Linked DNA regions of Homo sapiens: regions 1, 2, 4, 5 and 6 are each linked to region 3. A link is a loop called in an ENCODE intact Hi-C map of the cell type or tissue named here. Cell type or tissue: endothelial cell of umbilical vein. All regions are shown on one strand. Each heading gives the region's core, and the rest is flanking DNA. Links, peaks and the distances in the headings are about the cores only.

Region 1 (5,308 bases), core at 237-5,236, 540 kb before region 3:
AGGTGATACCACAAATCACATTGGAAAGAGAATATCCAGTAAATGATGTCAGAAAAATTGGTTATTTATTTGAATAAAAACCTCACTAGATTTCCATTTAATACCATATACCAAAATAAATCAAGATGGGTAAAATAGTTATACACTAAAAAGAAATCATGAAGCAACTGACAGAAAAGATAGGTTCTTATTTATTTGATCTTGTTATGAAATAAGATTTGTAAGAAAAGAAACCCCAAAGGGAAGGTTGTTACATTTGACAATGTAAATTTAAGAAAATTCAGAAACTTTAGAAACTTTATATGTTTATTAAAAAATATGAATTGGGCCCCGCGCAGTGGCTCACGCCTGTAATCTCAGCACTTTGGGAGGCCGAGTCGGGCGGATCACCTGAGCTCAGGAGTTCGAGACCAGCCTGCTCAACATGGTGAAACCCGGTCTCTACTAAACATACAAAAAATTAGCCGGGTGTGGTGGCAGGCTCCTGTAATCCCAGCTACTTGAAAGGCTGAGGCAGGAGAATCGCTTGAACCCGGAAAGTGGAACTTGCAGTGAGCTGAGATCGTGCCACTGCACTCCAGCCTGGGTGACAAAAGTAAAACTCTGTCTCAAAAAAAAAAAAAAAACAAAAGAAAAATATGTGATTTTTTTTTTTTTTTTTTTTGAGACATAGTCTTGCTCTGTCACCCAGGCTGGAGTGCAATGATGTGATCTCGGCTCACTGCAACCTCTGCCTCCTGGGTTCAAGTGATTCTCATGCCTCAGCCTCCCGAGTAGCTGGGACTATAGGCGCATGCCACCACGCCAGGCTAATTTTTGTATTTTTCAGTAGAGACGGGGTTTCACCATGTTGGCCAGGCTGGTCTCAAACTCCTGACCTCAGGTGATCCACCCGCCTCAGCCTCCCAAAGTGCTGGGATTACAGGCGTGAGCCATGATGAACTGTGAGTCAATTAAGCCTCTTTCATTTAGAAATTACCCAGTCTTGGGCAGTTCTTTATAGCAGCATGAAAACAGACTAATACACAGGTTTCCATGATTGTGAACCATGAACACTCATATATATATATCTCCTGGTGAACACATGCAGACTTTCTCTTGAGTATATGCTTATACTAAAGAGAAATTGAGTATATGCTTATGCTCAATGAAATTGCTGGATCAAAGGGTTATGTGAGTGTTCAACTTCAGGAGCTAATGCTAAAATAGTCTAAATAGTTTTACCAATTTTTACTCCTACCAGCAACTTTGTGAAATGCCTTGTGGATATACATCTTTTCCAACATGAGATATTATCAGACTCTTCAATTGTTGCCAACCAAATGGGTACACAATAGTACTTCATTGTTGCATTAATTTATAATTCCTGATCACTGAGATTGAACGTGAATTCATGTGTTTATTGCCCATATATGATTCTTCTTCTGTGAAATGATTGTTCATGTTTTTTGTCTATTTTTCTATTGGTTTCTTTATTGACTTATTGAACTTTTATATATATATATATTTTTTTTTTGAACAAATCCTAGTTGGTTGTGTATCTTTCAAATGGCTTCTTTCAGTTTATAATTTGTCCATTCTATTTAAGGTGTCTGTTGACAAATTTCTTAATTGTAACGCCTTAATTTTAATGAGGTCGAATTTGTGCAGCTTGTTTTTTTGCTTTTAAAAGTTAACATGTTGTGTGTTTCATATGTTATTTCCTGCTCCAAAGTCTAAAAATCATTGACTGATAGTTCCTCCTAAGAGTTCTAAACATTGATTTTTGACATTGAGAGAGAGAGAGAGAAATGTTTTCTTTCACTTTAATGCAAACCAAGTTTAACACTCGTCCTTCAAGATCCAGTGGAAGTGAGAGCAGTGTGTGTTGAATCAGACAGAATGCAGGAGAAAAAGCAGCAGGGCCTGACAATATAAAGTACCCAGTAAGGGTGGTAATGTTACCCTGCGGTACACAGATGACAGGGCTCTGATTAGGAATAGAAGAAAGAAGTACATCCCAATTCAGTAACTTACCAATTTTCCAACCAGATTTGATCATGTACTCCTAGAAACTCCCAAAATAGCCAGGTGATACGTAAAGGGCCTGAGTCTTTTTGCCAGTTGGGGAAAATACCACTGATTGGACTATATTATCAACAAAGACCATTGGGAAAAAACTGAATTACATTAATTACAGAGATATGTCTGTTTCTCCAAGTTCAATCGTTGAAGCCCAGTTTTCCAGTATAAGGGGTTTCAGAGGGGAATTTCTCCTACGTTTCCCACTCTTGCATATGCTCCCTGCTATGTATTGTTGTAATAAGAAGAGTTTTATAGGCATCTGTTATTTTAGGTGGGAAAATGAGAATTTTCTGGCTATTTTCTAGCAGTCTCTTTCCTTATTTTTTTCCTCTATGGTTGTACTCTTGTTTCCGTTACGATAGATAGTTAAACATGAGTAGGGCACAGAGGTTCCCCCGCCACCAGGAATGTCAGGCAATCATCATGTGGTGGTCAGGTGCTTGTTAAACTGTCTCTCTAAAATAATATTAGGTTGGTGCAAAAGTAATTGCTGTTTTTGCCACTGGAAGTAACGGCAATTACTTTTGCACCAACCTAATAATTGGTTGCAGCCAGTGCCAGGGGAAAGGCAGTCTCCCTAGATTAACAAAACATCTAAAGTTGGTGATTGGCAGCTTCCTGACAAGATCTCAGGAGTTGGCCAAGTGGGCTCATGCATGCGCACTAGGAGGCAAAATGGGAGAGTTTCCTAAGTGGCATATGACCGTCCTATGGGAACATTCCGCTGGTGAAGGAAGAATTCCTCAAGTGAGTATGTGCACAACTCTAGTAAACATACTGCGCATGCGGCCCCTCCCAAGTGCTGGCAGGCCACTACGCATGCGGACAGCCCACTCCAAGGAAGGCTCACTGGAGAAGAGACGCAACCTCTGGAAGCTTGCCAACATATTAAACCCCAAGTCAAAGGCTAAACCACACACTTGAATCTCTCAAGTTGCTCATTTGGCCCTCTTCCAGGTACTTTACTTCCTTTCATTCCTGCTAAAAACTTTTTAATAAACTTTCACTCCTCCTCTAAAACTTGCTTCAGGCTCTCCCTCTGCCTTATGCCCCTTAGTCGAATTCTTTCTTCTGAGGAAGCAAGAATTGAGGTTGCTGCAGATCCATGTGGATTTGCCGCCACGAACATTTCTTACTACCTATGTCGTTTTTCCATTTCTTCCTCTGCTTCCAGAGACACCTAAAATATCAGGGGCAGCAGGTGGAGTTGTAATCTCCTTCTATATTAGTAAGGCAGGGCCAGTGGCTACACTTAGTTGTTCACATATATGCATTGTTTTGCAAGTACTGGTTGCGATTCAAGTTGCAACAGGTGTCCATGAGTAGGCTCTGGGCTTCCTGCTACAGGATTTCTTTCTGTCACACTTTGGACAATAGTTGTGGACACTGGCACCGGGAAATATAAATAATAAAGATTAAGGTATGATTAAATATCCCCAGACTTTAAAATAGCATTTGTATGCACTACAACTTCCTGTTACGTGAAAGACTGCTTATGACATCCTTATAAAGGCAAAAGCCTTTCTTCACATGTTAGCCTTTGCAGTCAGGCAGCATGCTTCTGATCTGTGCAACAGGTAGTCAGGACTGTTGGCGGCCCCTAGAAATTCATGTGCTCTGGGGAAATTTGGTACTAAGAACTGAGGATTCTTTGCAATATAATTTTACTACGTAAAAGGGTCCTCTGTGTCTGGTTATGTAATATGGGGATGATATTTTGCAAAAAGATAGTAAAAACAATTAAAGGCAGTAAGTCAGCCTTTAAGCACATATTAGGTGTTGTTATAAAATAAGGTTACTATCCCATTTCTATTAGATCTTGAATTAACTCTTAAGTTACTAAAAATCAAGGCTAAAATAAGGGCAATTTCTCTGGCAAGGATTTGGCCCTTGGGTTAGGTTATTCTTTTTTTTTTTTTTCCTTTAATTTTACCTCCTCTGTGGACAGGGTTAGGGTCTTCCACAGAAGAAGAAAAATATTTAGCTGATACATAAATGATGAGGTACACAACATCATTAGTGGTCAGGGAAAGCAAATCCAAACTACAACAAATAGTATTTTTTTTTTTTTTTTTGAGATGGAGTCTTGCTCTGTCTCCCAGGCTGGAGTGCAGTGGCGCGGTCTCGGCTCACTGCAACCTCTACCTCCTGGGTTCAAGCGATTCTCCTGCCTCAGCCTCCCAAGTAGCTGGGACTATAGGCACCCACCACCACGCCCAGCTAATTTTTGTATTTTTAGTAGAGAGACAGTTTCACCATATTGGCCAGGCTGGTCTTGAACTCCTGACCTTGTGATCCACCCACCTCGGCCTCCCAAAGTGCTGGGATTACAGGCATGAGCCACCACACCTGGCCAACAAATACTATTTTATACTTAGATAGTAGGCAAAAATTGTAGTGTCTGATATCAAGTATTAGAAACGATAAGAATCAACAGGATCTCAATACTGTTGATAGGATCATGTATTGGCTTGACATTTTCTCCTGGAGTTGAACATCTCCTATGTCTCCTACACCCCAGAAATACTGCTACTAAGTAGATACCCAAAGGAAAGTTACATACCAATAACAGGATACAAGGATTTAAAATGTATAGCAGCACTGTTTATTATAGAAAAAAAACCTAGGAAATAGCTCAAATGCCCATCAACAAGACTGGGAAATATTGTACATCAATCAAAAATAATGAACTACAGAGACATGAAACAACATAGATGAATCAAAGTTAAAAATAACAAAACTAAAAATATGTCCTTTGTAAGGAGTTCATATAGATGCAACATATACGATTTTAAAATGAATCAAGGAAGTAAGGAACACAGGATTCAGGATAATATTTATCCCGGATGAGTTGAGCTTGGGTTTGGGATGCTGGAGACTGTGGAGTTAGATGGCGTTTGGTGTCAAGGTTCTGGCCTTTGGTTTTGGTGGTGCGTTTGCGGGTAATTATATATTTTTAGAGATAGCTTACTGATAAACCAATAAAATCAGGCTATACATTATCAGTGATAAATCTAATTATGATTAATCCCATTCTGTCCACCTGAGTCTAGTGTTGAAGAGAAAAAAGCAACATTTTTTATTTCTGAGGTGAACCATATAGGAAATTTAGAAAGAAGTCAAAAGTACAGGGTTATGACAGGTTTAAAATCTGACTCTGCCTCTTACTAAATTCATCATCTTGAGCAAGTTACCTAACATCTTGGAGCTTCAGTTTTTTCATCTGTGAAATGCAGATTACATC
Region 2 (5,308 bases), core at 100-5,099, 340 kb before region 3:
GCATATGGAAAAGTTAATAATTCAGTAAGTAAAATATGCTTATATCTGCAAACAACAGAGATTAAAAAAAGGTGCCCTATTTTTATTGTTAATCTTTCTAAGAGTTTTGAAAATGCAAACCCAAACTTGACATAGAAAAGGTACAAAAGATCTTGGCCCTTAAATTTTCTCTGCTGTTTTTCATTTCATGCAATGTTTTAATTTTCCTTGAGATGAAACCACTTAGATACCAGCTTTAGATCACTATGTCCTATACTATAGGATGTATAGAATTTTAAAAGGTAAGAACATTCTTGGGAAAATGTGGCTTCTATGAAATATAGTCACAAACATAAATAATGGCTATTTCTACATTATTTCTCTTCATTTTTTATTCATATTACATTAATTATATTCTTATAATTATTTCAGTATTCCTTTTTTTTTTTTTTTTTTTTGAGATGGAGTCTCACTCTGTCACACAGGCTGGAGTGCAGTGGCACAATCTCTGCTCACTGCGACCTCTGCCTCCCGGTTTCAAGCAATTCTCCTGCCTCAGACTCCCGAGTAGCTGGGATTACAGGCCCCCGCCACCACACCCAGCTAATTTTTGTATTTTTAGTAGAGGCGGGGTTTCACCATGTTGGCAAGGGTGGTCTCAAACTCCTGACCTCAGGTCATCCACCCACCTCAGCCTCCCAAATTATTGGGATTACAGGCATGAGCCACCACACCTGGCCCCATTTATTTCTTTAAATTTATCTGATTTAAGACAAATTTGGGGATGATTTTCTTGTAAATGAAACTAATGTCTTTCATGAATGAGTAGTTGCAAACCAGATCTGATATCATTTAAGGCGATATGAGGAGGACTTAGCTAGTCACTAAGTTTCTCTATTTATTTTCTACACTTCCTTTCAATGATATTTCAGTTTATATTTGGAAAATAGCTTCCAAACTATAAAAATTGCCTCACAGTCCATAAAACAATATGCCACCTTCAAGCTAAAGATGAATACTTTTTTTTTTAGAGCATGAAAAGTTCTATTCCTTGGGTTGCTGTTCCATCTGTCCATAACTTTACAGAAAGTTAACTACCAGGAGCTCAAACTTAAGCAGATCATATGTGAGGTCATACATAAATTCATGGAAAAAAAGGAAGCCCTTCTTGCTGACAGATTTTGCTGTGAGCAATGGGATAGGGGCAGTTGTTTTCCTCCTGGGGCCTTAGTTTCTTTAACCTTGAATCTTCTTTTTCCTATTTCTGCATGACTGCCTTCATCTTTTCTTGGGATCTCAGCTTAAAGGTCACCCTAGAGTGATCTTTTCAGAGTAGGTGCCCTATTATATAATTGTCTCTGTAGCACCCGATCTAAGTTTAAGGTGCCCTATAATCGTCTACATAGCACTTATCATGAACTGATACTCTTGGTTTTTGTTTGTTTCATGTCAACCTCCTTGTAGTTGCAGAGCATGAACTCTGTCTTATTTGTTCTGTAATCTGGCACCTAGAGTGGTGCTTGGCAGGTCTTATGAGTTGAATTGTGCCTCCCAAAAAGATATGTTGATGTTCTGATCCACAATACATCAGCATGTGACATTATTTGGAATAGGGTTGTTGCAAATGTAATTGTTGGGATCGCAAGGAATAAGGTGTATCCTTAATCCCAAAAGACAGCTGCCCTTAGAAGAGAAAATAACACACAGAGAGGACACTGTCTGAAGACACAGACACGCAGAGAAGATGGCCATGTAAACAAGAGGCAGAGACTGAAGTTTTGTGCTGGAAATCAAGGAATGCCCAGGGCTACTAGAAGTGGATGAGACAAGCAAGGCTCCTCTCCCACAGGCTTGGGAGGGAGCACGGCCCCACCAACATGCAATTCCCTTTTCAAATGCTGAGGGCTGACACGCTACTCCCTCAACCAGGGGCCAAATATTTGCCTTAAAAATGAAACTAAAGTAAAAACAAGATTTTTGTAATAAAAACCGGCTGTATAGCAAACAGGATGAAATGTATCATTCTATTCCAGTTCTCTAGTTGGGCTTGAAATAATATTGTAATAAATTCATTAAAAGTACTAGTAGGAGGAAAATTTTTTACCATGATTTTGTGGTACAGTGGCTCCTGGCCACTGTAAATTTGCAAGTTTAAGCAAGGATCATTCAATAATTTTAAAATACTTTCCTCCCCCAGCTTTTTTTTGCAGCAGTAAGAGCATACCTCTGAGGCACTGTGAAGAATCTGATAGTCGAACTGAATGAAGCCAAGTCCAGTCTTTACGGAAAAATTTACACAACACTTCCAGGTGGGCAGATTCAAAGACAGGATGAATCATGGTTCAGTGCAGTGGTTCCTGGCTGTAATCCTAGCACTTTGGGAGGCCGAGGCAGGGGGACTGCTTAAGACCAGGAATTCAAGACAAATCTGGGGAACATAGTGAGACCCCGTCTCTACAAAAAATTTTAAAAAATTAGCCAGGTGTGGTGGCCCGTTCCTGTGGTCCCAGCTACTCAAGAGGCTGAGGCGGGAGGGTCACTTGAGCCCAGGAGTTTGAGGTTACAGCAAGCTATGATCGCACATCACTGCACACTAGCCTGGGTGACAGAGCGAGACCCTGTGACCCCCTTCCTCCCTGAAAAAAAAAAAAAAAATAGGATGAATCAGTGTCAAAATTATGAAGAAAAATATTCTGGGTTCTTAATTCTCAAGGTCTGCATGACCAAAATGGTAAGAGCTCAGAGGGTACAAATTCAAAATGTATTCATTGCTAGAATTGATCTTTAGTGACTGCATTTGAAAAATCTGAAACCACTTGAAAAACAATTGTATATGTGCATATACGTACATGCGTGCGTATGTGTGTGTGTGACCTGAAAAATTTCATTATGAGGTCCTTTATATGGCTACTGTAGCAAGTCCTTCAGTTTATACCAAATGTCTCCTCATAAATCAGTAAACCTCTTCATTTGTTCCTTGATAATGTAAGAGCAATTTCTTTAGAAGGCATATACTGTCCTATAACTGCAGCTTTCTCTTTGTCTCATCTGTACACAATACATAGAATTAAGCACAAAGAAGCAAATGGATGTACCAAAAACAAAGAGCAAACTTTGCAGGGAGTTACGTGCAGGGTCTGAGAGCATTTCCTGTCTCATAGATAGGAAGCATTTGCATCACGGCTTGTCATCTGCGCTGTCGGGCCCAGTGTCTCCTAACTTCCTGAAATAAAACCAGACTAAGCAAAACAATAAAAGTGACAATTTCTCTGTGTTTTGGAATTCCAAACTCCTATTACTGGAACATTAAATCTTTCAACCCTACTGGCTAATGTGCCTTCCAAAATTAACAGTGTTTTTGTAATGGTTTGTTTTTAAAATATAATGCTGCAATATACATTCCATATATTATAACAACTTCTTATTATTATTATTTTGAGATGGAGTTTCACTCTTGTTGCCCAGGTTGGAGTGCAATGGCGTGATCTTGGCTCACTGCAACCTCCACCTCCCAGGTTCAAGTAATTCTCCTGCCTCAGCCTCCTGAGTAACTGAGATCACAGGTGCCCACCACAATGCCCGGCTAATTTTCTATGTTTTTATTAGAGACAGGGTTTCACCATGTTGGCCAGGCTTGTCTCGAACTCCTGACCTGAGGTGATCCGCCCACCTTGACCTCCCAAAGTGCTGGGATTACAGGCATGAGCCACCGCACCCAGCCTATAACACTTATTTTAAACATTATTCCCAAATTCTGCTAATCTTTGTGTCAAGAGAAAAATACTGGCTTATTAAAATTTACTTTTCCTTTTACTCTTCTAAATGGCTTGAACAAAACTCATTCTCCCTTGAATGTTAATTGGGTTTCAGGTGTGGGCAGATGACAGAGAAATACATAATATAAAAACAATCCTTAGTTTTGTCTGTAAATTTATCTTTCTTGCCCTTCAAGTGTACTTGATGGTCCAGTGGTTTCCAACTGTGATACAAAATTTTCATTTGCCTTTATAAGAAATCATCTCGTATAAAGAAGTGGTCATATTTTATCAGCATCATCACCAACAAACACATCACCATCACCACTTTTTAATTTGTAGAAAATCCGGTCTTATCTGCCAAGTTGGCAAGATATCAAAAGAGCGTGTTTTAAGGTGGTTCAGTTCTGGATGAGTTTGGGAAGTTCATGGTCGAGTCTGGGGAGAACTTCTATGTCATAAACCTCCACATCACATAGGTTAACAGAGTAATAGAATTGTGTAGGTACAGAGACCTGATGAAACCTACTGACACCTCTGCTTTTCAAACCAAGAGAGTGCCCCTTCTAGGGTGCCCTTGGGAATGTGCAGCCATGAATTAGGTGTGCCTGGAGTAAAGGAACACACAAGACTGCGAGATGGGATGAGGTGAGTGTGAGTGAGTGCATGGAGAGAGGTTTAGGTAGGACATAATATCTATGTTTTAAATATCAAAACAAACTCAGATGATGGAAACGAATATAAATTTTTCATAAAATTTTAGGGAACAACTAACTTATTTTCTGTTTAGAGCAAGCATTCAGACCTGTAGAGAGTACAAATTCATTCAGCCCAGAAGAAACGCTTAAGGAGAGTGATCTGATCCCATGCTTTCATTATGCTGCAAGGAAATAGAAGTGATTTACCAGCCCACTAGAATCCTGGTTTTCTGACTGCCAGGCCTCAGCTCCAATTCATAGCTCTTTAAGAAAAGAGGAAATGCAGAATTAACTTCTATTAAATTTCATCCATGGGCCAGACAGGATGACGACTGCCAGGCATTGTCATCGTCACAAGCGGTGGTTACGAGCTCAGGCTCCCAGGCACACTTCTTCAGTGGGAAATTGGTTCCACCTCTTACCTGTGTGACTTTAGGCAGGTCATTTTTAAGTCAACTGATTCCTAGTTTCTTCACTATAAAATGAGGATCATAAATGAAACTTCTTTACTGACAAGAATTAGATGAGACAATCTTTGCAAAATACTTAATGGTGCTTGGCGTGCAAATGTTAGTTCAGTGAAGACTGAATAGAAAAAAAGAGAAAAAAAATCCTTTGTCTGTGGGAGGGGTGAGGAAGAGGCAGTGGGGGTCGATTTTATGGCTGTTTTACAGATGAGAAAAATTGGGATTGAGTAAAATTCACTCATTTGCCAGCAAGTTGCAAAACCAGTATGTGAAGTTGTGTCTGTTTGAACCCCCACTTCAGATTGTGTCTGCGACACCGCAACGCCTTCCTGTTAAGAGAGCCGAGAGCTGGAAACTATGCTGAGGCCATCCCCTTTGGGAGCTGGCTGCCGCACTCACTGCACTCATG
Region 3 (5,308 bases), core at 197-5,196:
GGCCAGATATTGCGGGAGGCCTCTCACCCCAAAGCTCTCAGACCTGTTTCTTGTTTGAATGCTTGACATTTTATCATTGCAAATTAAATTTTTTGAGTTGACAAGTGGCCTTTTAAAATGCAAATGCCTAACAGTAAAGGCATGCCAAAAATATAAGGCCAGAGTCCTTTTTTTTTTTTTTTTGAGATAGGATCTCACTTTGTTGCCCCGGCGAGAGTGCAGTGGCAAGATCTTGGCTCACTGAAACCTCCAACACCCTGGGCTCAAGCGATTCTCCCACCTTAGCCTCCCATGTAGCTGGGACTACAGGCGTGCCACCATGTATGGATAATTTTTGTATTTTTTGTAGAGACAGGGTCTCACTATGTTGCCCAGGCTGGTCTCAAACTCCTGAGCTCAAGTGATCCTCCTGCTTCAACCTCCCAAAGTGCTGGGATTAGAGGTGTGAGCCCCTGCACCTGGCCACCACAGTCCTCTTGAGTTTACCAATAGTATTAAATATTGACTTACAAATTTTTCCAATTTACTCTTCTGTCCAGACCAATGTATCATTTTTCATAATCTTATGTAAAGTTCTGTGGACACCATTTTCCAGGTCAATCCTGAGAACCAAAAATAAAGTTGTCACATACATACAATTCCTTACCTATCATATTGCATTCTAGCTGATGTTTTGTTTTTTTAATCATTGATTGGATTATACTAAATCAGACATTGACAACATTGCCAAGATGGAGATGGGTAAGTTTTCAGCCTGAGAAAGATCTGTTTGTTTCTTGCTATGTAGATTCTCATTCCTCAGGTGAGGCGCAGTGGCTTATACTTATAATCCCAGCACTTTGGGAAGCTGAGGCAGGAGGATCATTTGAGCCCAGGAGTTTGAGACCAGCCTGGGCAACACAGTGAGACCATGTGTCTACAAAAGATAAAAACATTAACCAGGCATGGTGGCATGTGCCTGTGGTCCCAGCTACTCAGGAGTCCGAGGTGGGAGGATTACTTGAACCCAGGAGGTTGAGGCTGCAGTGAGCTGTGACTGTACCACTGTACTCTAGCCTGGACAACAGAGTGAAACTCTATGTCAAAAACAAAAACAAACAAACAAAAAAAGCTTCTCATTCCTCCCATGTCAAGTATTCCCACTGGCTTCTCTTTAATTTATCCCCTGAATGACATAAAAAATTTACTACCAAATCTTGTTCCTACCCTCCCGTCAATTTTCCTATGGGCTCACTTTTTAGAAGGAATGGGTGTAGAATATTATCACCTCTGTCTTGGAAAAAATATAAACCCTGCGATAAATGAAATAATTAGTTTTGTGGGTTTTAATAACTTTTAACACTATGATTAGAGATAGTGTTCTCTTAGTTATCTACTGTATCACATCTTTTTGCATGTCAAATTTGACAATTATGAATATGGAAGGTAATAATTACTATACAACCTGTGTCTATAAATAGACATTTAAATAACCACCATTGCCAGTGACTTGTCTATAATAGCTATAATGAATAAACTCATTTGTCATCATCATTTTCTGTAAAAAAAAAAAAAAAAAAAGACATGCCTTTGCTGACAACCTTCAACAAAAACTGATCCATTCAGTTTCTCTCTAGAGTAATAATTATGTTTTCTATAATTATAATAATTATGTTTTCTGGTATTTCTATGAGCTTTTTTGAGGGTGTTCCAGGGAAAGGTTTCTGTGAGCATCAAACAATGAATCAAAAAGTATGGGAACTTAAACTCTTCATAGGATTGTTCTAAAATTGATGGTACTTTGAACAATATGAAACAATTATATTGCCTTGTTATCAATGGAAGATAACATACCCGGGGAATCATGACAATTACAGCTGATACATTTAAGAAGTGTCTTAAGAGTGAATATGGTTAAGTCCTTATAAAAAATATTTTTCAAAATATTTTCTCTAATATGTTGAGAAATATCAATAATTTATAAGCCTTTTAAAATTAAATGGAAAAAGTCATATCTTTGTGAAGCTCTCAGGTTTTAGCATTTATAGTCCATCAGACTATAGAGTGACAAATAAAGAAATAAAAAAATAAAATAGAAGAGTGAAAAAATTTTTTCTGAAGCATTAAAATGCACATGCACTGGGAAACGTTTAGTTTCAGTGCAAACTTTTCATCCTGGTCAGTCATTCCTACTTGAGGGTTTTGACTGCAGTTTTCCCAGCACCGAGACATAAATGTGAGACAATTCGCTTGGAGGAGTGGGGAGGTAATTAGCCTATCTCCTATCAAGCCGTCTATATTTTCTATGACTGCACAAGGTGTTGTAGAGAAATTCCCTGGACCAATAGAACCTCAGGAGACAAGTGGGGGAAGCCGCGTATACGCGTATATGGAGCAAGTTCTCCCAGAGAACTCGATCGCCCTCTAGGTTGCATTTACAAACAGTTCGGGAGGCTACTCGGACCACTTCGCCACCAGGGAGTATGAGGAAAGGGGCCGGATTCCTCCCAGTAGGAGGACTATCTGGACCAAAGAAAGAGGCTGGCGACAGGAAGGAAGAACAGATCAAGAGTTTGAATAGCAGCTACAGGGCAACCTAATGCCTGTGCAGTGTTAACAGGCGCGCGTCACACACAGCTCCCCCGTCTCCCCCTCCCCTCAAGCACCCCTCCGCCGTGTGTCACCTTCCTGTTCGGAAGTCTTAGTAGGTTGCTGGGACAGAACAGGGGGCGCCTGCTCCACCCATCACGTATCCGGTTGGAAGAAAAGCCAGTCTCAACAACTTGATTCTCTCGGTTAAATGATAAGTTTAGCCGACCATCCGTCTCCAAGTGCTGAACATTAGGGTAGGGGAGGAAGGAGCACATCAGACGTTCCCTTTCTTTTCCAACCACAAATCATACGGTTGCATCTATTCTCTATTCCGCGTAGAACCCTCCGACCTGAATGCCACGTTCCTCCCGGAATGCATGCCACAGAGCCTCTGAGAAAATAAATCCTGTGCATGTGTTTTGAATTTTTTCCGGACTGATTTGTGAGGATAATCAGTTAAGTTACATTTCTTGTGTGCGTGCTGGGGGTGTAATAAAGCTAGGACACTGATGACTGTAATTTTCTGAGTGATGTCGCAATGGGGAGAATAAATGGCCCAGTGTTGAACTTTGCAGCTTGCTCCCTTCCTGTACTTAAATTGCCTTGATATAAAGTGGGGTTCATAACAGAACAGGGATAGCCGTCTCTGGCTCGTGCTCTCATGTCATCTCAGAGTTCCAGCTTATCAGAGGCATGTAGCAGGGAGGCTTATTCCAGCCATAACTGGGCTCTACCTCCAGCCTCCAGAAGTAATCCCCAACCTGCATATCCTTGGGCAACCCGAAGAATGAAAGAAGAAGCTATAAAACCCCCTTTGAAAGGTTCGTACTTACCGTACTATATTTTGCAGATGCCTCAAAGGATTTGGGGTTACTTGGCATGGGGAAGGCACATAAGGTGGGGTGTAGGAGAGGGTCTCTGGTTGTAGGTTTCTTAATTTAATGTTTGAAAACAAACATGCAAAAGTCTGTGTGCAGGTTGATGTTTCTGGGCAGCCTGAGCAAAATTTGCTCTCTCAAGAGGGAAAGGAACCAGGTGGGAGCAGAGCTAGGCTGGGCTAGGCTAGTTGAATGGTGGGACATGACATACGGGTGGCACTGGCAATAACAAAGTCACATTCTATGAAGATTCCCTGCAAGAGGAAGCAGACATGGGCCAGTTACTGTGATTTGAAATTGCCTAAACATTGCTTTAGGTTGGCATGTCAATTTCAGGTACTAGTGTTTTTTTTGTTTTTGTTTTTGTTTTGTTTTTGTTTGTTTGTTTGTTTTGAGACGGAGTCTCGCTCTGTTGCCAGGCTGGAGTGCAGTGGCGTGATCTCGGCTCACTGCAACCTCCGCCTCCCGGGTTCAAGCGATTCTCCTGCCTCAGCCTCCCGAGTAACTGGGACTACAGGCGCACGCCACCACGCCTGGCTAATTTTTCTATTTTCAGTAGAGACGGGGTTTCACCATGTTAGCCAGGATGGTCTCGATCTCTTGACCTCGTGATCCGCCCGCCTTGGCCTCCCAAAGTGCTGGGATTACAGGCGTGAGCCACTGCGCCCGGCCCCAGTAAATGCTTTTTATAAGTGTGGGCACTGAGCAAACTTTCCCAGCCAGACTCCAGGAGAGAGAATGTGTTTCCCTTCTCTCGGTTTGGGGCTGTTGCAACAAAGCAAACCAAGGAGTTGAGACTAGAGCTCACTTTAGGGCAAGTGGGGGTGGTTTTGCCTGCAAAACAAACCCCTGCCCAAGACCAAGGAAAAGGCGTTTCACATGCTATTCCTGGTTTGACAGCTGGTATTTCGGGACTGTGCCAGATCCAGTAGGCAACTTTAAAATGGCAGAGCCTTTGGTAGCAAGAGGTCATGGCAGGGCAGCCACCGCAGACAGCAACAGCGAGCGCCAGGTACCTGGCCCTGCGAATAGTGGTAACTTGTAACTGCCCGCTCCGGGCCCAGTCGCCGTGCTCGCGGCTTCCCGGCCAGCACTGGCTCACGTCCCCGCGCCGGCGGTCAGGCTGCGGCTCCCAGACATCCCCCAGCCGCGGGGTTACTGGAAGGCACCGGCATCGCTGTTCTGCAGAGCCCGGGCCGCCGCCTCGAGCTTCCCTCTCTTCCCTGCCTTCTGCAGCGGAGTCACCCGGCTAATCTTTCAGGATAAAGTCACAGTTTATGTGGGACTCACATAAAGAGCGAGCGAGGTGGCAAAACTAAGAAGCCCTGGGGCAGCCTTGAGTTAAACCCAGGGAGGGTAGGGACGATTTTAAGACCATGTATCATGACCTGCAGGGTTTTCAGGTGGGACAGCGGGAGAGGAGCAGGCCCCACAGAGGAATCGAGGATGCCCGGTTCACGCCAGGTCTGCCCCCGGGCAAAGCTACCCCTCCCTTCGCTTGTTACCTCCTCACGTGTTCTTGGCATGGCAGAGATTAAAAATGCAAGGAAAAAAATTACATGCGGAACGGACAAAATGTTCTCAGAGATTACTTCAGAAAAAAAAAAGTGAAATGCAGATTGTACTTCTTCCTTTAGTGCAGAGACGACTTTTATTTCCGCCCCCTCCCCTCCACATTCCTGACCTCTCCCTCCCCCTTTTCCCTCTTTCTTTCCTTCCTTCCTCCTCTTCCAAGTTCTGGGATTTTTCAGCCTTGCTTGGTTTTGGCCAAAAGCACAAAAAAGGCGTTTTCGGAAGCGACCCGACCGTGCACAAGGGCCATTTGTTTGTTTTGGGACTCGGGGCAGGAAATCTTGCCC
Region 4 (5,308 bases), core at 257-5,256, 120 kb before region 3:
ACCCAGAAGTCCTACAAGTTGTCCATCTCTGGCCCCCGGGCCTTCAGCAGCCGCTCCTACACGAGTGGGCCCAGTACCTGCATCAGCTCCTCAAGCTCCTCCTGAGTGGGCAGCAGCAGCTTCCAGGGTAGCCTGGGTGGAGGCTATGGTGGGGCCAGCGGCATGGGAGGCATCACTGCCGTCACAGTCAACCAGAGCCTGCTGAGCCCACTTAATCTGGAGGTGGATCCCAACATCCAGGCCTGCGCACCCAAAAGAAGGGGAAGATCAAGACCCTCAGCAACAAGTTTGCCTCCTTCATAGGCAAGGTACGGTTCCTGGAGCAGCAGAACAAGATGCTAGAGACCAAGTGGAGCCTCCTGCAGCAGCAGAAGACAGCTTGGAGCAACATGGACAACATGTTCGAGAGCTACTTCAACAACCTTAGGCGGCAGCTGGAGACTCGGGGCCAGGAGAAGCTGAAGCTGGAGGCAGAGCTTGGCAACATGCAGGGGCTGGTGAGGATGAGATCAATAAGCTTACAGAGATGGAGAATGAATCTGTCCTCATCAAGAAGGATGTGGATGAAGCTTACATGAACAAGGTAGAGCTGGAGTCTCACCTGGAAGGGCTGACTGACGAGATCAACTTCCTGAGGCAGCTGTATGAAGAGATCGGGAGCTGCAGTCCCAGATCTCGGATACGTCTGTGATGCTGTCCATGGACAACAGCCGCTCCCCGGACATGGACGGCATCATCACTGAGGTCAAGGCGCAGTACGAGGAGATCACCAACCGCAGCCGGAGTGAGGCTGAGAGCATGTACCAGATCAAATATGAGGAGCTGCAGATGCTGGCTGGGAAGCACGGGGATGACCTGCAGCATACAAAGACTGAGATCTAGGCCGGGCGCAGTGGCTCACGCCTGTAATCCCAGCACTTTGGGAGGCCGAGGCAGGCTGATCACGAGGTCAGAAGTTCAAGACCAGCCTGACCAACAGGGTGAAACCCTGTCTCTACTAAAAATACAAAAATTAGCCTGGGGTGGTGGTGCACGCCTGTAATTGCAGCTACTCAGGAGACTGAGGCAGGAGAATCCCTTGAACCTGGGAGGCGGAGCTTGCAGTGAGCCGAGATCGTGCCACTGCACTCCAGCCTGGGCGACAGAGTGAGACTCTGTCTCAAAAACAAGACAGAGATCTCCAAGATGAACCGGAACATCAGCTGGCTCCAGGCTGAGACTGAGGGTCTCAAAGGCCAGAGGGCTTCCCTGGAGACTGCCATCGCAGATGCCGAGCAGCATGGGGAGCTGGCTGTTAAGGATGCCAACGCCAAGCTGTCTGAGCTGGAGGCCGCCCTGCAGCGGGCCTAGCAGGACATGGCGCGATAGCTGCGTGTGTACCAGGAGCTGATGAACGTCAAGCTGGCCCTGGACATTGAGATCGCAACCTACAGGAAGCTGCTGGAGGGCTAGAAATGCCGGCTGGAGTCTGGGATACAGAATGTGAGTATCCATACGAAGACCACCAGCGGCTATGCAGGTGGTCTGTGCTCAGCCTATGGGGGCCTCACAAGTCCCAGCCTCAGCTACGGCCTGAACTCTAGCTCCTTCAGCCACATCAGCTCCACCAGGGCTGTGGTTGTGAAGAAGATCGAGACCCGCAATGGGAAGCTGGTGTCCAAGTCCTCTGATGTCCTGCCCGAGTGAACAGCCATGGCAGCCCCTCCCAGCCTGCCCCTCTTGCGGCTGCCCCAGAGCCCAGGAGGGAGGCCCCTGTGCAGGGTAGGACAGGGAACAGGAGACCCACCTGAGGCTCAGTCCTAGCCCTCAGCCCACGTGCGGGGAAGTTTACTGCTTGGGGACCCCCCCTTGCCCATGCCTCCAGCTACAAAACAATTCAACTGTTTTTTTTTTTTTTTTTTTTTTGGTCCAAAATAAAACCTCAGCTAGCTCTGCCAAAAAAAAAAGAGCTGAATGCTTTTTCAACTCTTAGTAAATACTAATTTCTACAATAATTATCCTTTACTGATTGATTATAATGAACAAGTAGCATTTCCAAAACACTTAATTGACAAAATGGGCCAGGCATGGTGTGGTTCACGCCTGTAATCTCAGCACTTTAGGAGGCTGAGGCAAGAGGGTTGCTTGAGTCCGGGAGTTCAAGACCAGCTTGGGCAACAAAGTGAGATCCTGGTGTTGGCAGTGTAGTGGTGAGCATAGCTGCCTTCCAAAGTGAGATCCTGTCTCTACAAAAAATGAAAAAGTTAGCTGAGCACAGCAGCATATGCCTGTAGTCCTAACTACTTGGAAGGCTGAAGTGAGAGGATTGCTTGAACCAGAAGTTGGATGCTGCAGTGAGCTAAAATTGCCCCACTGCACTCCAGCCCGGCCAACACAGCAATATCTCGCCTATAAAAACAATAATATGATAAACAAAATGAAAAATTTACAAAATGTCCAATGATCATCTCTCCCTTGTGACTCACAACTCAGGAATGCTGGTGTCCTTAGCCTTGCTTTGCCAGTGAGGATACTGGTCATGAGGAAGCATAAGTAACTTCCCCATGGTCACACAGATAAGAAGACTCACGTCGACTGATGACATTTGAGATTCTCTTCCCATTACATCACATGACTTCTCTGGCAACTACTGTGGTTTTTCGCTGAGCATTCTATGCTGACCATCTGTTACAGCAGGAACTTGAGAAAATTGAAGTGAACTTCTTTGTTCTCATGCTTACATTCAGATTCTTCATCCTAGGAGTAAAAGAGAATCCACTTTTAATTCTACCTTCTAAATTGCCATGGGTTCCCACTCCCATGTCCTTACTGACTGTCTGCATTGCCATTTCCCAAGCTCAGGCCACCTTGAACCTTACCTGGAGAACTGCTACCATCTTTTTAATGGCCTCTTGCTACTGTCCTGCTCCTGGCCTCCTGCAACTATTCCCCATAGAATCCTCCAGGTTGCCATCTATAGGGCTTTTTTTTTTTTTTTCTGAGATGGAGTCTCACTCTGTTGTCTAGGCTAGAGTGCAGTGGCACGATCTCAGCTCACTGCAACCTCCGGGTCCCAGGTTCAAGCGATCCTCCTGCCTCAGTCCCCCAGTAGCTGGGATTACAGGCACGCACCACCATGCCCAGCTAATTTTTGTATTTTTAGTAGAGACAAGGTTTCGCCATGATGGCCAGGCTTGTCTCGAACTCCTGACCTCAGGTTATCCACCTGCCTTGGCGTCCCAAAGTGCTGGGATTACAGGTTTGAGCCACCACACCTGGTCCTAGAAGGGCTTTCTAAAATACAAGTGGGACCTTGATATCCCTGTGCTTAAAATATGTCAGTGGTTTATTGTGACTCTCAAAACAGAGCCCTAATTCCTTACCCTTATATTTATATAGCTGAGATGGGGCCCTGGCTCAGCTCTCTGCCCCCTCGTCTCTTCTTCTTTCTCCTGCTTCTCCTTCCTCATCCATTGGACTCCATTCTCCAACCATGCAGAATAGCTTACTCTTCCCCAACTGCACTATCCAGCTACCCAGCCAAGGGCTCTTAACCCAGCATCCAGACATCCCTTGGGGGGCAGGAGAATGTCAATGGAGGAAATTCAGAACTTGGATGAAAAAAAAAATTACATATTCATTTTCACTCATCTCTAGCTGAAATCTAGTCTCTCCAATTATAAATGTAGCCAAAAACCACAATCGTTTTACCAGGACCTGCAATTTTGTCACTAATAAAAATCATAGATATTTTCATGTCATATGACAGTTGTTCAAGGCACCATATCGTTTATGCTCATCATTACTGAGAAATTTACAGTAATTATTAGCTTTCCTCTAGACTTTGTTATCTAACACATTAATAAAGATTCACTGGCTGGGCGTGGTAGCTCACGCCTGTATTCCCAGCACTTTGGGAGGCCAAGGGGGGAGGATCAGGAGTTCGAGACCAGCCTGGTCAACATGGTGAAACCCCGTCTCTACTAAAAATACAAAAATTAGCTGGTTGGGGGGGTGGTGCACATCTGTAATCCCAGCTACTCAGGAGGCTGAGCCAGGAGAATCACTTGAACCCTGGAGGCGAGGGTTGCAGTGAGCCGAGATAATGCCATTGCACTCCAGCCTGGGTAACAAAGTGAGCCTCCATTTCAAAAATGAAATAAAATAAACACAAATTTATAAGTAAAATACTTGGTCACAAAAGGACAAATGCTGTATAATTCAATTTACATGAGGTACTTAGAGTAGTCCCATTTATAGACAGAAAGTAGAATGGTCCTTGCCAGGGACTAGGGAAGAAGGGGGATGAGGAATTACTATTTCATGGGTATGGAGCTTCAGTTTGGGAAGATGAAAACAGTTTTGGAGACTGGATAGCGGTGATGGTTGCTCAACAACGTCATTGTACTAATGTGACCAAACTGCACACTTAAAAATGGCTAAAGTGGTAAATTTTATGTGATGTATATTTCATCACAATGAAAAAAAATACAGCACAGTATATTAGATGGGAAACGTGCTGAAGAAAAATAAAGACAGGAAGGTGAGTAGGAAGGACCAAGGGATCAGAGGCCAAGATAGGCTTCACTGCCAAAGGGTTCTTTGCTGTTGTTTTTGCTCAGGACCTGAGCTATCTGCACAGCCACATGTTCAGAAAAACTTGCAACATGACCTGAATCTTCATCTGATTGTCAGTGGGCGCAAAAGTGAACCTTTTCTCATGTGTGTTGCTAAAATCCTAAAAACCGAATGCCTTTCATTCACCTAGCACCTTCTGGATGTACACAGGTGAAATCCTCAAGAGGAATAATGGGATGTCAAATTGTTACTGGGATGTGGCCATTTATCTTTCCATTTGTCTGCATTTTAGTTTGACATGAGCACTTTTCTGCCATGCGTCATCAAGGAATTATGAGGCCATTTGAGGAGGTGAAATGACTAGTTTTTGTAAATCAGATAATTATATCTGATTTATGTCTTCAGTGTCTCCATAAATCATCTTAATATTCAGGCTTCCTTGAGTTTGGCCTTATACTATTAACTTTTTCCTAACTCACGAAAGATAACCAATGTGGATTCCAAGTCTGCTTCCTTTTAGTAAGTGGTCTGATTTCTGTTCTTTTTGACATTTAAGTAGAAGATAGAAGTTCTTATTAAAGTAAATATTATCAAATCTTGAGGTTTAAAGGTTTGATATCAAAGTTTTATCTACACAATGTCAAAACCTGTTTGTAAAGTGAAACTTCTATCTAATCAAGGCTGTATGAATGTCAATCATACAGCCTAGGTGTTTTTGCTTGTTTTTCTTTTTAATAGTAGTTTGGCAAAT
Region 5 (5,308 bases), core at 160-5,159, 190 kb before region 3:
CTGGGCGCGGTGGTTCATGCCTGTAATTCCAGCACTTTGGGAGGCTGAGGTGGGCAGATCACCTGAGGTCAGGAGTTTGAGACCAGCCTGACCAACATGGAGAAACCCCATCTCTACTAAAAATACAAAATTAGCTTGGCGTGGTGGCACATGCCTGTAATCCTAGCTACTCAGGAGGCTGAGGCAGGAGAATCGCTTGAACCCGGGAGACAGAGTTTGCGATGAGCCGAGATTGCACCATTGCACTCCAGCATGGGCAACAAGAGTGAAACTCTGTCTCAAAAAAAAAAAAGGAAGAAAGAAAGAAAGTGAATAATGATAAAAGTCTAGCAAGTAGAGCTGCTATGGTTTCATTAGTTGCATGGAGCCTGGAGCCCTCTTGGCTTCCCCATTCCTTCTGCCCTTTAGACCTAGCACAGTAGTACGAAATCACTGTCATGAGCTTCCCGTGATATATCATCCTCAGGGTTGTGGGATCTCAGTGTCTCCTGGAAGGACTAGGCTCAAATAATCTCAGAAAAATGTTTGCCTATAATTCTCATTTAAAGCTTTTAGAGAATTATTTATGTCACTAAGCTTTGGAATACTTTAGCTTTATCATTCATCCATTCAATCATTGAGTGCCTTCTATATGTAAACACTAAGAACATAGTGGTGAAAAAGACAAGAGTCCCTGCCCTTTTGGAATGTCCATGCTGGCCGGGAATATAGACTTTAGACATGTAATAACACAATTAGTTATTTAATTGTTGTTGTGACAAGTGCTATGAAGGGAAAGTACAGGATTTTTTGTGGGGCTGTGAAAGTTTTTGTGAGGAGGTGGCATTTGTGCTTTATTGGTTGATCAGTAGACATTAATTAGTCCAGAGATTGCAAACTCAAATTCCTTTAAGAGATCAGGCAGGTAACACAAATGTGTGCATCTGGCAGGGGTAAGACAACAAGAAATATTAGAACTGAAGGCCCACTGGAGGAAGTCTACTGGCCTTAAGGCATTCAAATTCAAACTTCAGTCATCTCTTGGCTGGCCAAAGAAAAGAAGTGTGCAGCCAAAGACAGCAGAAGGGCTGGCAGTCTGCTGCGATGATTCAGGCAGGAGGACAGCAGGAGCAATGGCCCTGAGGCAGGAAGAAGCCCATCTGTTTCGATGAACTAAGAGAGCAACTGCAGGTGAAGTCTGGAGCCCTCAGGAGCAAGAGTGGTTTCCCCAGGCAGGTGAGGGGAGGACCATGTCACTCAAGGCCTCCAGGGCAGGTGAGGGCTTTGGTCTTTATCTCAAGTCCCCTCGGATGCACTGAAGGGTTTTAAGCAGAAAAGTGAATTAATTGGACTGGCATTTTTGAAAGCTCACTGAGCAGCAATGTTGGAAAAGTTGGAAGCAAATAAATCGATTGGGAAGCTGTGGTGGCTCCTCATCTCTTCTTCAGTTTTTCACCTACATTATTTACATAACTGTCTTGACGTAGTCTCAACCCTGTATTTCTCACTCCAGAAAACCAAGCTGAATATTTTCCTCTTAGTTCCTGACTCTAAGGAAGGAAGTAGAGTCCGGGGGTCTGTGGCCTGGAGTGAGAAGAAGTGCAGTGCAAACTCAGTACCCCATACACGGAACCTTCTATCTCCTGGCTACTATTAAGTGCTGTAGTGTCGCAATGATCGTGTAAATCCTAAGTATTATGGGAGCATCAAGAACAGTTTCCAACCTGCTGGAGGTGGGAAGTCAGCTAAGACTTCACCTACAAACCTAAAAACTTGTGGACTTTATCATTTTGTTTAGCATTTTAAAAAGCAATTCTTGCTTAAAATAATTCTTAATTAGCTGGGTGTGGTGGCGTGTGAGCCTGTAGTCCCAGCTACTCGGGAGGCAGAGGCAGGAGAATCACTTGAACCTGGGAGATGGAGGTTGCAGTGAGTCAAGATCAAGCCAGCTTGGGTAACAGAGTGAGACTCCATCTCAAAAAAATTAAATAAATAAAATAAAATCATTCTTATTGTTTAGGGATTATCTTGTTCAGACTTTTGTCAATTAACATAAATGTACACGATTATATTACTTGTGTGTATAAAAAACTCACATGGTTAGCTTGTCCACTCTCCTGGGAGCACCATACTTGTTTCTTCAAGAACTAAAGAAAAGGGAAGTGCTGCCCCAGAGGCTGACTGTGAGTCAGCACGTCTCCCTGATGGTTATATAAACATGAAAGTTGAAGTTAGGAAAAAATTGAGTAAGCTAGACACATTTGCTTCTCCTTTTAAAAATGGAAATGACAAGCTCTTGCCACTTTCATATGCAGCCGGACATGGTGTATTTGTGTTTCTGAGGTTATTGTACAAGACGAATTGGGTGAGTGATTTGAAGTTAAAATTAGCTCATTTTTGTCAACTTATTTATTTACTGGTATATTTAGGCTCGAAATTAATTTCTTCCCTTTTTTTTGTCTCCCTACAACTTTGTATAAAACAGGTTCATATGACATTAATCCTACAAATAAACCATTTGGATTAGAAGTCATTTCCTTCATGAAAATTACCTTTCTTGACATAGTAATCATTACTTTTTATGATGTCTGTAAATCTAGATTAAAAATTCTCTAGGCTGGAAATAAGATTTAATTTTAGAGCTATTTTGTCCTTGATTATTGACACAGAATCTTGTGGTGTTGAGCAAGGCAGAGGCTGTGTGCTGCAATCTCTGTTGAGGAGGGAAACTCCCAGTGCTCTGCATAGTGAACTGATCACATAGAAGTTTCTTTAGCATGGGAATGTGCTTCCATGTTTCCCTGAAGAGCAAAGTACAGCGGTAGAATGGCAGATCCGTCCAGAAGTCAGTCCAAAAAGATAGATACCATCATGCTGACTGATTCTTTTTCACAATGCTGCTGTGATGCCTCAGACACAAGCCCAAGCATCTACCAAGCTGCTTCTTCCCTCCAAGTGACAAAAAGAAAAGAAAAGAAAATGACAGGTACCATCAGCCCACTTTTTACCCTGATCTATGCGGTCCTTAGCAACCAGAGTATCTACACTGAGGCACGTTGCTGTGGTTGTCATAACTTTGAAGAAAACAAATCTTCAAAGATCTTTTTTATCTTTTCCAGGAAGATATGTCAATCCTTTGATGGTAAAAAGCATTAAAACTCAAAATTGAGAGGCAAAATATATCATATCCCACTAAAAACTCCTTGAGCCAGATAACTGCCAGCATGTACAGTTAGAAGGGTAATAATAGCTAGTGACTGCTGTGTGGAATGTGTTAAGACTTCTAAATATATTATTTCATTTAATTCTTGCAACTATTTATAGTAAAAAATAAGAGGACTGATGTTAAACATGTTAGTTTTGCCTGCACTAAAAGCTTAAAAGAATTAATAATGAGATACGGAACTATCATACACAAAGCATTCAGAAAAGCATTTGTAAATGAATATCTTAAAGGTATCCTTCAACTGACACTTGTTCTGATATGGCTACTTAGTTGTCTCTAAAGCAAAAAGTACATGTCGAGAGGTACTAAGTAAGATAAGAGTTCTCCTTCCCAGTTCTTGCAGGCCTGTGTACTTAATTTGACAAACACATTGTTCCAAAAGTAAGCCATGGGAGCTGGGCATCATGGCATACACCTGTAGTCCCAGCTACTCAGGAGGCTGAAGTGGGATGATCCCTTGAGCCCAGGAGTTCGAGGCTGCAGTGAGCCATGATCATGCCTCTGCACTCCAGCCTGAGTGACAGAGCAAGACCCTGTCTCTAAAACAAAACAAAAGTAAGCCATGGGAGGCAGATGTAGTAGAATGGGAAAAATGGAAATACTAGCTTTGAAGCCTACACTGACCTTCTACTCATGAGTCCCAGCCAGCAGCTGGGCATTTGGGTGCAGGAGAGAGGGACAAGAATACTTCCCCCAGTAAGAGCAAAATGGAATGCTACAATCATAGCCCAGTGGGCAGAGATGGAAGGCAGAGCTTCAGGCACCCAGACAGTATATGTGGGTGTACGGCCTTTCAGAATGTGGCTTATGGCAGTCGGGTGTTAAAGGCTCACCACAGGCACAGCAGGTCCAACCTAGGGAAGGCCAAGGCTGTCAAGGTATTCCCTGCCCTAAAAAGACTTCGCTCAATGTCTCTCTGAACGTAGGCATCTAAACTGGTAAAGTTCAGACTCCTTAGTGCTTGACACTATGGTACTCTTGGGATCTTGCTAAAATGGTGTTGTGAGTTGAATAGTGTGCCCCCAAATATCATGTCTACCTGGAACCTTAGAATGTAACCTTATTTGGAAAACGGGTTTTTGCAGAAGTAATTAGTTAAGATGAAGTCATCTTGGATTAGGGTGGGCCCTACATCCGATTTCACCGGCGTCCTTAGAAAAAGAAGAAAGGACACACCAAGGTACACAGATGTACAGGGAGGAAGGCCCTGTGAAGACAAAGGTGAAGACTGAAGTGATGTAGCTATGAGCCAAGGAGTGCCAAGGGTTGTCGGGAGCCACCAGAAGCTGTTGGAGGAGACCAGGGTGGATTCCTCTCTAGAGCCGTCAGAGGAAGCATGGCCCTGCCCAACGCCTTGATACCAGGCTTTCAGCCTTCCAGCACCATAAGAGAATACGTTTCTGTTATTTTCAGCCACTTTGTTAAAACAGCCCTAGGGAACTAATACAACTGGTGAAATTAAAGAACTCTCAGGATCTCACTCTAGAGCTTACTTCTCACAGCTCCACATCACAGCCAAATAGCCTTTTTAACGATCCAGATTCCATATCTTGTCAATCAGTTAAAAAATAATAATAATTAAAAAAAGGTCCAGAAAGTGCTCAGCACTTTCCCAGGGGTACTATCCCACCACCTGGAGTGCCCCATCTCTACCCACCCACCACTACATGTCCAGAGCTCCCTCCTTCTGAGCCCGGTGCAGAAGGCATCCCACAGAACACTACCTGATCCCCCAAATCAGACATAATCTTACTGTCTTCAGAAATCTCGCAGCACTTTCTTTGTATTTCACATTGCCCATTTCTACTTCGAATTAGTCATGTTTATCTGTAGCTTAATCTGGGAGAGTGGTCAGATCTTATACATTTTTATATTGACCACAGTACCTGGGATCAGTGCCTTAAATGAAGTTGTTACCTAGTACATGCTATTGAGGCAATCAATGTCTATTTTGCTGGCTTTCCTGTTCCTTGAGAATGAATAAGTAACCATAATCTAATTGTTTATATATATATATATATATATATATCCACACACACACAACAGTTTATTAGGGAACAATGGCAAAAGTGGAGAAAGCAGACCTTTATACTACAAAGTCTA
Region 6 (5,308 bases), core at 76-5,075, 110 kb before region 3:
GAGCTGCAGCGCCCTGCCATTTTCCTCCCCTAAGTTATTGCTTCTACGGGTCCTTCACTGTGAACTACACTCTTCATTTTTTCTGTCTCTGCTTGCTCAACTCACAACCATTATTTGGAACATTAATTTCAAGTGCCATCTCTTCCATGGAAAATGTCCTCCTCATCCCAAACCAAATGGAGCTTGTATTGCTGTCATTTGTCTTTGTTTTTTTTTTTTGACAGAAAATCACAGATTTATTGAAACAAAAGTACACTCCACAGAGTGGGAGTAGGCTCCAACAAGTCTTTTTCTTTTCTTTTCTTTTCTTTTCTTTTTTTTTTAGAGGCAGGGTCTTGCTGTGTCACTCAGGCTGGAGTGTAGTGGCAAGATCATAGCTCAGTGCAGCCTCGAACTCCTGCGCTCAAACAATCCTCCCACCTCAGCCTCCTGAGTAGCTAGGACTACAGATGTATGCCAACATGCATAGCTAATTTTTTTTTTTTTTTTTTTTTTTTGAGAAGGAGCTTTGCTCTTGTTGCCCAGGCTGGAGTGCAATGGCGTGGTCTCGGCTCACTGTAACCTCCCCCTCACGGGTTCAAACAATCCTCCTGCCTCAGCCTCCTGAGTAGTGGGATTACAAGTGCCTGCCACCACGCCCAGCTAATTTTTGTATTTTTTTAGTAGAGATGGGGTTTCACCATGTTGGTAAGGCTGGTCTTGAACTCTTGATCTCATGTGATCCACCCGCCTCAGCCTCCCAAAGTGCTGGGATTACAAGCATGAACCACTGCACCAGGCCACATAGCTACTTTTTTATTTTTTGTAGAGACAGAGGTCTCACTGTGTCGCCCAGGCTGGTCTTGAACTCCTGTGCTCAAGTGATCCGCTCGCCTCAGCCTCTGTATGTCTTTTTCTCTGCTACATATGAGACCTATAGGGTCTGATGTGGTAGCCACCAGCTACATGTGACTATTGAGCACCTGAATTGTGGCTAGTCTGAATCGAGATGTACTTTAGATGTAAAATACATACCAGATTTTAAACACAGTATGGAAAAAAAAAGAGAATATAAAATATTTCATTAATAATTTTATATTAAGTACAATTTAGAATGATAATGTTGGGGGTACATTGAGTTAAATAAAGTATATGTTTGAAATTAATTTCATGTTTCTTTTTACTTCACTTAATGTGTCCATTAGAACATTTACATTGTGTCTGTGGTTTATATTCTATTCCTATTGGACTGCACTCCTCTAGACTATACACTTCCTGAGTAGTAAAGGCTTATCCAATTATTCATCTGTTTATCCCCCAGGGAACACTAGCTTGTTCATAGTGGAAGAATCAATGAATATTGTTTAAATTCATTGCCAATTAAAAGAAATACTTTGCAATTTTAGTACACTACCTCCTTTCCACCTGAAATGTGCAGCCGAACTCCACAGTGAAAATGGGTAGACAAGGGAGACAGAGTTTTTTCCAGCCCCTATGAAGGCTAAAGGTATGGAACATGTGGTGTGGTCATGGAGGACACAGCAAGCCAAGACTGCTGATTCAGACAGGTTTCTCTATTTCCAAAACAAGAACTTTTATTGCAGAGTATGGAGGGAGCATTAGGACAGGAGGATCTTTGTGGTTTCTCACTGTATCTGTGGAAAAAATCTGAGGTTAAGGTTTAAATTAAACTGACATTTAAAAGAGCCTTTGTAGGCTCTTACTATGTGTATGTTAGCATCTGTTGCTATAGCTAAACTGACACTGATTATTATGAATGATGCTTTATGAGTGATGGAATAAAAATGTGGTTTCCTGCTTATGGACATTTCCTGGTGTTGGTTTCATCCTCTTTAATGATGAGATCAAGACCAGGGAAAATTACTAAGAGTATAGAAAACGTATCACAAAGAAAATATTATTAGGATACCAAGCATTTCTGAGATGGAAAAAAAAGTATTTAGAACTTCCGAATACCGCCTCTGTAATTTTATGAATTGTTTTGTTTCTGCTGGCTTCTGGTTTTGCAATCAGTTCTCCTTATGATTCACAGAGGCTCCCTCATGACTACCTTCACATGTGTTCCCCTTTTTGTTCAGAGACCTCTGAGGATGAACCAATGTATTTCTCATCATAAAATGGTTGAAGACATCTCTTTGCCCATTAGAAAGCCTAATTTCAAGGATTTTATGTTTTACCCTTGGAAAAGATGTTTAGTTTTAAACAGGCTTTTTCTCCAGGCGTATTTTCTACTGATCTCACAAAAGAGCTTCTGCTTCAACCAGACCTGTCTCCTCACTGTTCCTTGAAATGCCACTAGTTCTCTGTGTTTATTGCAACCTCTATCCTGCTACTGACCAAGGGTTCTCTCTGAATGTTTTACATTCAGACTCCACTTAAAAACTTGTCAGATTGCTACTGAAGTTTAAGTATGGAAAGAATTCTTGTAGTAGCCCTTCCCATAGGGCAATATCTCTTTTTACCATAACCAAGTTGCTCCTGTTTTAGCTTAGGCTAAACTTAATTTGCCTTCATTTTCCCCAGCTGTAAGAAGGGTCTTGGTAAACACTAACCTTCCGGTCTGAGTCATGTTTAGCCCTCATGATCTGAAGACATCCCAAGAGATCTCTTGTCTTAGTTTATGTTCCTTATCATTTTATCTATTAGAGTCACATCTTAGGTTAGGTAAGGAGATGGCATCTTTGTGTAAGACAAAATAACAAACATGAAAAGCTATGTTTACTCATTTCTGCTTGCCAACAAAGTAACTTCACAAAGCTCCTGACTCTGTGACAACATACAGCTCTCCAAAAGATACTTTAACAACAAAACAAAATAGAGCACAGGGTCCCCTATGTCTCTTGCATAGTACAAAATTACTTTCCATAAAAAAACTCTAATACATGTAAATACAAAAACACACAATTCATCTTAAAATGTACAAATTGATATTCTAACTTTATTAAGTCATTATCACATTTTCCAATCTACAACTCACTTTAATACTATTAAATATATACTATTATACACAACCTATACTATCCTTATAGTAGTCTTATTAAAATATTATATTAAATATAAAAAACCAAATCACAGTAAATAAAAAATAAATACAATCCAAAACGTATTTTCCAATAAATAGACAAATATACACACTAGGCCCAATACTCATTCCTTACTCCTACAACTCAAAATTACCAATCTTCCTTAAAAAAAAAAAAAAAGCCTTCTTATCTATATAAACAATCATTAATCTTATAAATACAACCAGACAATTAATTTATAACAAAAAAATTTATAGGACAAAATAACAAACATAAAAAAATTATATTTATTCATTTCTACTTGCCAACATAATTTTACAAAACTCCTGACTCTATAACATATAATTCTCCAAGGCTGGGAGTGGTGGCTCATGCCTGTAATCCCAGCTATCTGGGAGCCCGAGGCAGGTGGATCATTTGAGGTCACAAATTTGAGACCAGTCTGGCCAACATGGTGAAACCCCATCTCTACCAAAAACACAAAAATTAGCTGGGCATGGTGACATGTGCCTGAAGTCCCAGCTACTTGGGAGGCTGAGGCTAGAAAATTGCTTGAACCCAGAAGGTGGGGGTAGCAGTGAGCCAAGATGGTACCACTGTGACACTCCGTCTCAAAAAACAAAACAAAAAAAGACTTCTCCAAGAAAATACTGTAGAGACAAAACAAAATAAGACATACAACTCCCAAATGCCCCCAACCTCTCTTTACCTAAATCACTATATTCCTTAAAAAATAAAAAGCCCTAGTCCTTGTCTTTTTCTACACACAAAATAATGTCTAACAAAATTAATAATTATACTTCTATAACCTATAACCAGATAACTAAATATACTCTTTTTTAAAAATTTGTGTTTTTAGGCCAGGCACAGTGGCTCACGCCTGTAATCTCAGCACTTTGGGAGGCTGAGGCGGGCGGATCACAAGGTCAGGAGATTGAGACCATCCTGGCTAACACGGGGAAGCCCCGTCTCTACTAAAAAATACAAAAAAATTAGCCGGGCATCGTGTCCCAGCCTGTAGTCCCAGCTAATCTGGAGGCTGAGGCAGGAGAATGGCTTGAACCCGGGAGGCGGAGCTTGCAGTGAGCCGAGATCGCGCCACTGCACTCAGCGAGACTCCGTCTCAAAAAAAAAAAAAAAAAAAAATATTGTATTTTGTTTTTAGACAAGGTCTTGCTCTGTGCTCTGTCACCCACGCTGGAGTGCAGTGGCAATCACGGCTTACTGCAGCCTTAATCTCCCAGGCTCAGGAGGTCCTCCTACCTCAGCCTCCCAAGCAGTTGGGACTACAGGTGTGCACCACCATGCCCAGCTAATTATTTTATTTTTTGTAGAGACAGGCCTCCTAAAGTGTTGGGATTACAGGCATGAGCCACGAGGCGCAGCCCAAATATACTCTTACGTTCAAACCTTAATATAATTCTACTTTAATATAACTTCTAAACAAATCTAATACAATTTTATACATACTAAACCTCCACCACCTGTATATAAATAGATTAAAATATTAGCCAAAACAGGTTACTAACGAAACCTCTCTACAAACTACTTCCAGACTGTAGTCATCAGTCTACAGCCTGCAATAAGACTTCTAAAGAAAACTCACTTTAATTCTTTAAAAACTTATTTTTGTTTGGTTTGGTTTTAGTCAACACTTTTCACAAGAAAATTACTGGTGAAGTGGGACAGTCCACCTTGGAAGGCAAACTCTTCAGCAACTCCGTCCTCTCAGCCAATACCAGTCAGTTGTTCCTAACATTTGTTTCCCAGCAAATTTTATCTTTTTATCCCTTAAAAAAAATACTGACCTTTAGCACAAGTTAATGGTCTCTTATTTTACAGACATCTTTATCCTTACAGAATAGATGTGTTACAAGGAAACGAAAACTGAAAGAAAAAAAAACCCCATCAAAAAGTCAACAAAGGACATGAATAGACAATTCTCAAAAGGAGATATACAAACAGCCAGCAAACATATGAAAAAAATGCTCAGCATCACTAATTATCAGGGAAATGCAAATTAAAACCACAATTAGATACCACTTTACTCCTGCAAGAATGGCCATTATGAAAAAGTAAAAAAAAAAAAAAATTGATGCTGGTGCGGATGTGGTGAAAAGGGACCACCTTTTTTTTTTTTTTTTTTTGAGGCAGAGTCTCACTCTGTCGCCCAGGCTGGAGTGCAGTGGCAGGATCTCAGCTCGCTGCAACCTCTGCCTCCCTGGTTCAAGTGATTTTCCTTCCTCAGCCTCCTGAGTAGCTGGGACTACAGGCATGCACCACCA

What was found. Hi-C counts contacts between places; a loop is a spot of excess contacts. Peaks named below come from ENCODE experiments on the same cell type or tissue, not always from the same donor. Only the 100,000 strongest peaks of a DNase experiment are listed, where the experiment ranks them.
Region 1: it touches region 3 in a loop (5-fold over the local background); 16 of 110 quality-filtered maps call a loop at or near these places.
Region 2: it touches region 3 in a loop (7-fold over the local background); 41 of 110 quality-filtered maps call a loop at or near these places.
Region 4: a loop joins it to region 3, with 8 times the contacts of the local background. A loop is called at or near these places in 14 of 110 quality-filtered maps.
Region 5: it touches region 3 in a loop (2.8-fold over the local background); 21 of 110 quality-filtered maps call a loop at or near these places.
Region 6: a loop joins it to region 3, with 10 times the contacts of the local background. A loop is called at or near these places in 14 of 110 quality-filtered maps.

Annotation. Positions count from the first base shown.
Region 1 is chr6:134,712,472-134,717,779 of GRCh38, reverse strand. The region is part of intron 3 of LOC101928277 (a long non-coding RNA gene); the gene reads left to right. Among named protein-coding and RNA genes, the nearest start is that of LINC03002, 180 kb to the right of the region's middle. In endothelial cell of umbilical vein, for the core only: no CTCF peak of the experiment used is centred there; no DNase peak of the experiment used is centred there.
Region 2 is chr6:134,517,489-134,522,796 of GRCh38, reverse strand. No RefSeq gene overlaps it. Among named protein-coding and RNA genes, the nearest start is that of LINC03002, 20 kb to the left of the region's middle. In endothelial cell of umbilical vein, for the core only: no CTCF peak of the experiment used is centred there; a DNase peak (open chromatin) is centred at 3,116; H3K27ac peaks cover 2,542 bases.
Region 3 is chr6:134,175,747-134,181,054 of GRCh38, reverse strand. The region is part of intron 3 of SGK1 (serum/glucocorticoid regulated kinase 1); the gene reads left to right. Among named protein-coding and RNA genes, the nearest start is that of SLC2A12, 130 kb to the right of the region's middle. RefSeq lists a silencer at 5,230-5,308. In endothelial cell of umbilical vein, for the core only: a CTCF peak has its summit at 2,429; DNase peaks (open chromatin) are centred at 2,534 and 4,574; H3K4me3 peaks cover 1,229 bases; H3K27ac peaks cover 3,535 bases.
Region 4 is chr6:134,293,374-134,298,681 of GRCh38, reverse strand. The region is part of intron 1 of SGK1 (serum/glucocorticoid regulated kinase 1); the gene reads left to right. It also overlaps the pseudogene KRT8P42. Among named protein-coding and RNA genes, the nearest start is that of SGK1, 22 kb to the left of the region's middle. RefSeq lists enhancers at 1,536-2,037, 2,515-2,614, 2,675-2,774. In endothelial cell of umbilical vein, for the core only: no CTCF peak of the experiment used is centred there; a DNase peak (open chromatin) is centred at 2,531; H3K27ac peaks cover 2,586 bases.
Region 5 is chr6:134,370,482-134,375,789 of GRCh38, reverse strand. No RefSeq gene overlaps it. Among named protein-coding and RNA genes, the nearest start is that of SGK1, 55 kb to the right of the region's middle. In endothelial cell of umbilical vein, for the core only: no CTCF peak of the experiment used is centred there; a DNase peak (open chromatin) is centred at 2,169.
Region 6 is chr6:134,285,340-134,290,647 of GRCh38, reverse strand. All of the region lies in intron 1 of SGK1 (serum/glucocorticoid regulated kinase 1), which reads left to right. Among named protein-coding and RNA genes, the nearest start is that of SGK1, 30 kb to the left of the region's middle. In endothelial cell of umbilical vein, for the core only: no CTCF peak of the experiment used is centred there; DNase peaks (open chromatin) are centred at 1,957 and 2,447; H3K27ac peaks cover 2,966 bases.